Regions from separate parts of the Homo sapiens genome. Here region 2 is linked to region 1. Evidence: read pairs that join two places in POLR2A ChIA-PET (ENCODE). Cell type or tissue: MCF 10A. All regions are shown on one strand.

Region 1 (2,500 bases):
TCTATCTTTATATTTAAAATGGGTTTCTTATAGGCAACATGTAGTTCGGTCTTGCTTTGCTTGGGTCTCCTTCCCTGTACTGTTGCCTAAAAATCTCAAACCAATAAGCTGGGGCAATCATTTGTTTTCCTTTTCTCAAGGATCACTGTCTTTTGTTGCCTGATGTCCAGTGTCTTCAAACAATTATTTCATATATTTTGTGTGTTTTTCCCTTTTTTGTTGTTGTTTCAGGTGGGAGGTTAAATACGTATCAGTTAGTTTACCTTGAATAGGAGCAGAAATCTGACCTTTAAAAACATAATTTATGTGCTTTAGTTTAAGTAGTTAAATTTTCTGTTCTAATTTAATTTTAATTAATTAATTCAATTTTCATTGTAGCTGTTTTTTAAGGTATGGTGGTGTTTGATCACGTTTTAACCAAGACAAAGACCATTCTGAAATCCTCCCTGGTAGCTTGTATTATATAAAATATGCCCATTTCTTTCAAGTTAACCTCCTTTGCCTGTAACCAACAAATGGCAGCTTCCAGAGCCTCTTTTCCCCAGCAGCTGGTGAGAACAGCACGTGTTTATGAACTGCTGAAGATGTCCCTAGTCATCAGATCAGATGCACTCTGTAGCTGGACTCTCTCCTAAACTGAGATCATCACATCCACTGCCCCCCACTCCAGTTGTCCATAGAACCCTTGGGCTCTATGCAAGCCTGTTAGAGCTCAGGGAGTTTTTGATATTTGTTTTTAAATCCAGCATAATTAACTTTTAGGTGTTGGTAGATTTCTAAAAACAATCTTCATTTACATAAAGATATTTCTAAGTTGAGTTATTTTCTTCTCTCTCTCTCTCTCTCTCTCTCTCTCTCTCTCTCTCTCTCCTCTCTCTCTGTCATCAGCCTGTAGTGCTTCTAAATAATACAGGCACTCTCTGCTGCCCAGCCTAGACTCTCTTGGGGCAGAGGTTTGTCAAAGAACCACTAGCACTGTGGTATGCATGTGCTTAGGTGCCTGCTACCATCGTGTCAGAGGGAGAAACCTGAGCAAGTCCCTCCATGCAGTCTGACTAGATTATTACCTTGGCTTTAACACACTACAACCAAGGAGCATTTAAAGAAAAAGCAGGCTTCCTGTCATGCTCAAGCCTCATTCATCATAAGAACACTCCCTCTGCAGTTATTGCCCCATCTCTTCCTGCCCTTTCTTGTCCAGATTTCTTGAAAAAAAAAAACTTGCTTCCTCCTTGTTCTCACACCTGGCCCAGCTGCAATCTGGCTTTTACTTCCTATCCCCAGCCTTTCACAGCATCTCTCCTTGGCCCCTGCAATCACCTTCAGGCCTCCTCCTGCTTGCACCAGCTGCATCTGCTGCAGCAGACCCCACCTTTGTTTTTTGCTTCTCTGCCACTCTTTCACTCTCTCCGTCCTCAACAAACCTTTAGTGTCTAACTCAAGGCCTGACACACTCCCCTGATTTACAGAGTCTTCTCCTTCTTCACTCCCAATCCTCCAACAGGAGAGGAGTCATCAAAGCCATGGGAGTCAAAGGTTCTCCTGAAAGAAGAAAAAGGAGTGAGGACAGAGCCCCCAGGACCTTCAACAAAACAGGAGGGAAGAGAATGAAGTCAGCTAGAAGAGAATGGGGTCACTAAGGACATGCCTACTGCACAGAATACAGAAAATGTAAAATAGGCAAGATTCTTGTCTACAAATTATGATCACATCTGATATTCCATGCAAGCACAGAGCAATATGTCAAACCAGAATGCTGAATAAGATTTCACTGTCTCAACATTGCTAAGAGGAATATGACATTAACATATTGAAACTCTCCTCCACTGTGGGAAAAGAACCATGCAGATGTGTTGGTTCCAATTTGCTTACACACATGTGTGTAATACAGACAAGCAGCAGAAGACACTATCCTCCTATGGCGGGTTTAATCACCAGAACCTATTAACTACAATTTTGTCCAATTGCCAGTCTCAGCCTGGAAATCTTCTCCCTTTCTGTCAAGACTTTACCCTCCTTCCCAGCTCAGCTTGAAGCTGCCTTTCCCAGGAAGTCTTCCACCAACCCCTGTGCATCCCTTATGTGTGAATATTCACACTTCACACTGTGTGACTCAGGTGACTCTTAGACAAGCCTTCTGTCTTCTGTAGGTCTGGAAACTTCTCGGAGGCAGGGCTGATCCCTCAAGGCATCCAGCAAAGCACCTCCCCGACCATGAGCACTCGATGAGTATTTGTGAACTGAAGTTTGTCTGAAGTTCCTGCAGGAGGGTGAGGATTACTGCAGAGGGGTGCCATTGCCGAGGCTCACCCCAGCCTAAGCCACCCATGAGCCACAAAATGCCACTAGAGATTCCTGGTATGGCACCTTCCTAGCCCCTGCACCAAGCAAATAATTCTGTACTTTAAATAAAGGAGGGACGGCTGAGGGAGAATACTTCAGGCCCTCCCTGTCTACTTCTGCAGCACTTCCCAGCCCAAGAGCCCTTGGAGGGCATTTG
Region 2 (2,500 bases), 150 kb before region 1:
CTATCTTTCATATCTGGATTTCAACATTTATTTCATTTTGACCTGTGAGGCTTCCTTACTGCCTTGCAAGCTCAGTGCTACATTTATAAGTACATGTATTTTATTTTAAAATTTTTTTGTGGAGATGGGGGTCTTGCTATGTTGCCCAGGTTGCTGATCTTGACCTCTGAGCCTCAAGCTATCCTCCTGCCTCAGCTCCCAAAGTGCTGGGATTACAGGCATGAGCCACTGTGCCCAGCCAAGTGCATATATTTTAAATTTTTATTCAGCAGGTTTAGTTGTTTTCTGGGGAAGAGTTATTTATGTTTTATACATGTCTGTTAAGTCTAGTTGGTTTATAATGTTGTTGAAGTCATCTTTTTAAATAGATCCTCTGCCTAATTCTTGAAATATTATATTTTCCATTTCTAGGACTTCTTTTTGGCCTTTAAAATTATTCTTGGCTTTTTTTTGGGGGGGGGGGAGGATGGAGCCTTACTCTACATCCAGGCTGGAGTGCAGTGGTGTAATCACGGGTCACTGCAGCCTTGACCTCCCGGGCTTAAGTGATTCTCTTGCCTCAGCCTCCCAAGTAGTTGGGACTACAGACATGCACATGCCACCATGCCCAGCTAATTTTTTGATTTTTTTGTAGAGATGGGATCTCTCTATGTTACCTATGCTGACCATGAAGTCCTGGACTGAAGTGATCCTTCCACCTCGGCTTCCTCAAGTGCTGGAATTACAGGTGTGAGCCACCATGCCTGGCCTGGTTGATTTTTGTTTTGGTGCTGTGGGAGGAATGCCTGCCTTGGAGGAAAGAAAGATCTGCATTTTTTTCCCTAATTAATTTTATTTTATTGTGGTAAAGACATTAAATTCACTCTTTTAATAATATTTAGAGCATACAAAATGGTATTGTGGTATTGTTAACTATAAGCACGATGTTCCACAAATCTCTAGAACTCATTGATCTTGCATAACCCAAACTTTATGCCCATTGATTGCTGGCCTGTTTGTTTTTTTTTTTTTTTCCAGAAGGAGTTTTGCTCTTGTCGCCCAGGCTGGAGTTCAATGGCATGATCTTGGCTCCCTGCAATCTCTGTCTCCCAGGTTCAAGCGATTCTCCTGCCTCAGCCTCCTGAGTAGCAGGGATTACAGGTGTGCATCACCACACCCAGCTAATTTTTGTATTTTTAGTAGAGATGGGGTTTCACCATGTTGGCCAGGCTGGTCTCAAACTCCTGGTCTCAGGTGATCTGCCCGCCTCAGCCTCCCAAAGTGCTGGGATTACAAGCATAAGCCACTGTGCCCGGCCTGGCCTGGTTCTTTTTATTTAGCTCTCTGTCTCTAGTCATATTTTATATATATGACTAGAGAGTATGATGGCCAGTAGTATGATAATGTGGTGCAGTGTGTTCTGTACATGTATCAAACATACAAGTACAGAACGTATCTAAAGTAACTGCTCTACACTGCCCTATACTATAAACTAGTCCTCAAAAGCGTAGCAAGTTCTACAGTTTGGAGAAATTTGCACATTAAAAAGTTGCCACTTTTAACTACCTTCTTTTATGCATTGATAGTTTATGCATTGATAGTCAGAAAAGGTCCCCCTTTAAGAGAAGATGCTTGGGGCCTAACCATTCTCACTGTTCACACTTATCTCCTCTACTCTTGAGATCATCCAGTCTCCTTGACACTAAGAAAAGAGTGTTCTCAAAGCAGACAGCAGCAGGAGGAACCAATGTGTGAGGACAAACAACAGGAGCAAAGTGCCAAGCTGAAGCTTAGGAGCAGGTGGATAGTCAGATAAAAGAGTGGAGTGGAGTGTGAGAGCCAGATGGAAGGGTCATGGCCATAGCCATGTAGGGTAGGAGTGCCACAGAACAGACCTCCAATATTTGAGATCAGTTTCAAGTCACCTCTGGTCCTTCTCCAGGACATGCCTCTCTATCTTTCACACTGTGGCATGAAACTGCCACTTCAGATGTTGCTAGCAGAGCCATACCCTCCAGTCACTCCATTAATGCAGTCAGCCAGAGCTGCTCTAGCTTTGCCCTGTTGATTCATTTTGAGCTGTCACCTAAAACACCCCAATTCTTTTCCATAGCTAAAACAAATTCATTTTTCTCCCATTTTTTACCTAGTTGCATGGAGTTTTGTTTTTGTTTTGTCTGTTTTTTAAAAAAAAATTTGAGTTCACGAACACACATTTATCACTTCACCTTGTTAGATGCAGCCTGCCATTCTAGGCAGCAAGAGGTTTTGGCCCAATTCTGTCTTCATTAGCTTTTACTATCTTTCTTGGTTTCATGTCATCTGTCAATTTTATGAGTACTTCACTGTGTATACATCTAAATCACTGATAAAAATATTGAGCCAGATCAAGGCACACCTCTTGAAGTTTCCTTTGAAGCTGATATTGATGCATTACTCAATACCCTTTGGGTGTGATTGCTCAACCAGTTATTATTCCACCTAGTTGTACTTGTACCCAGGACAAATCTGCATGGTTGTC

Evidence for each region. Peaks named below come from ENCODE experiments on the same cell type or tissue, not always from the same donor. Only the 100,000 strongest peaks of a DNase experiment are listed, where the experiment ranks them.
Region 2: POLR2A ChIA-PET joins it to region 1 with 5 read pairs; 2 of 35 experiments call an interaction of 5 or more read pairs at or near these places.

Annotation. Positions count from the first base shown.
Region 1 is chr18:35,411,414-35,413,913 of GRCh38, reverse strand. No RefSeq gene overlaps it. Among named protein-coding and RNA genes, the nearest start is that of ZNF396, 35 kb to the right of the region's middle. In MCF 10A, no CTCF peak of the experiment used is centred here; a DNase peak (open chromatin) is centred at 1,163.
Region 2 is chr18:35,559,967-35,562,466 of GRCh38, reverse strand. No RefSeq gene overlaps it. Among named protein-coding and RNA genes, the nearest start is that of GALNT1, 21 kb to the left of the region's middle. In MCF 10A, no CTCF peak of the experiment used is centred here; no DNase peak of the experiment used is centred here.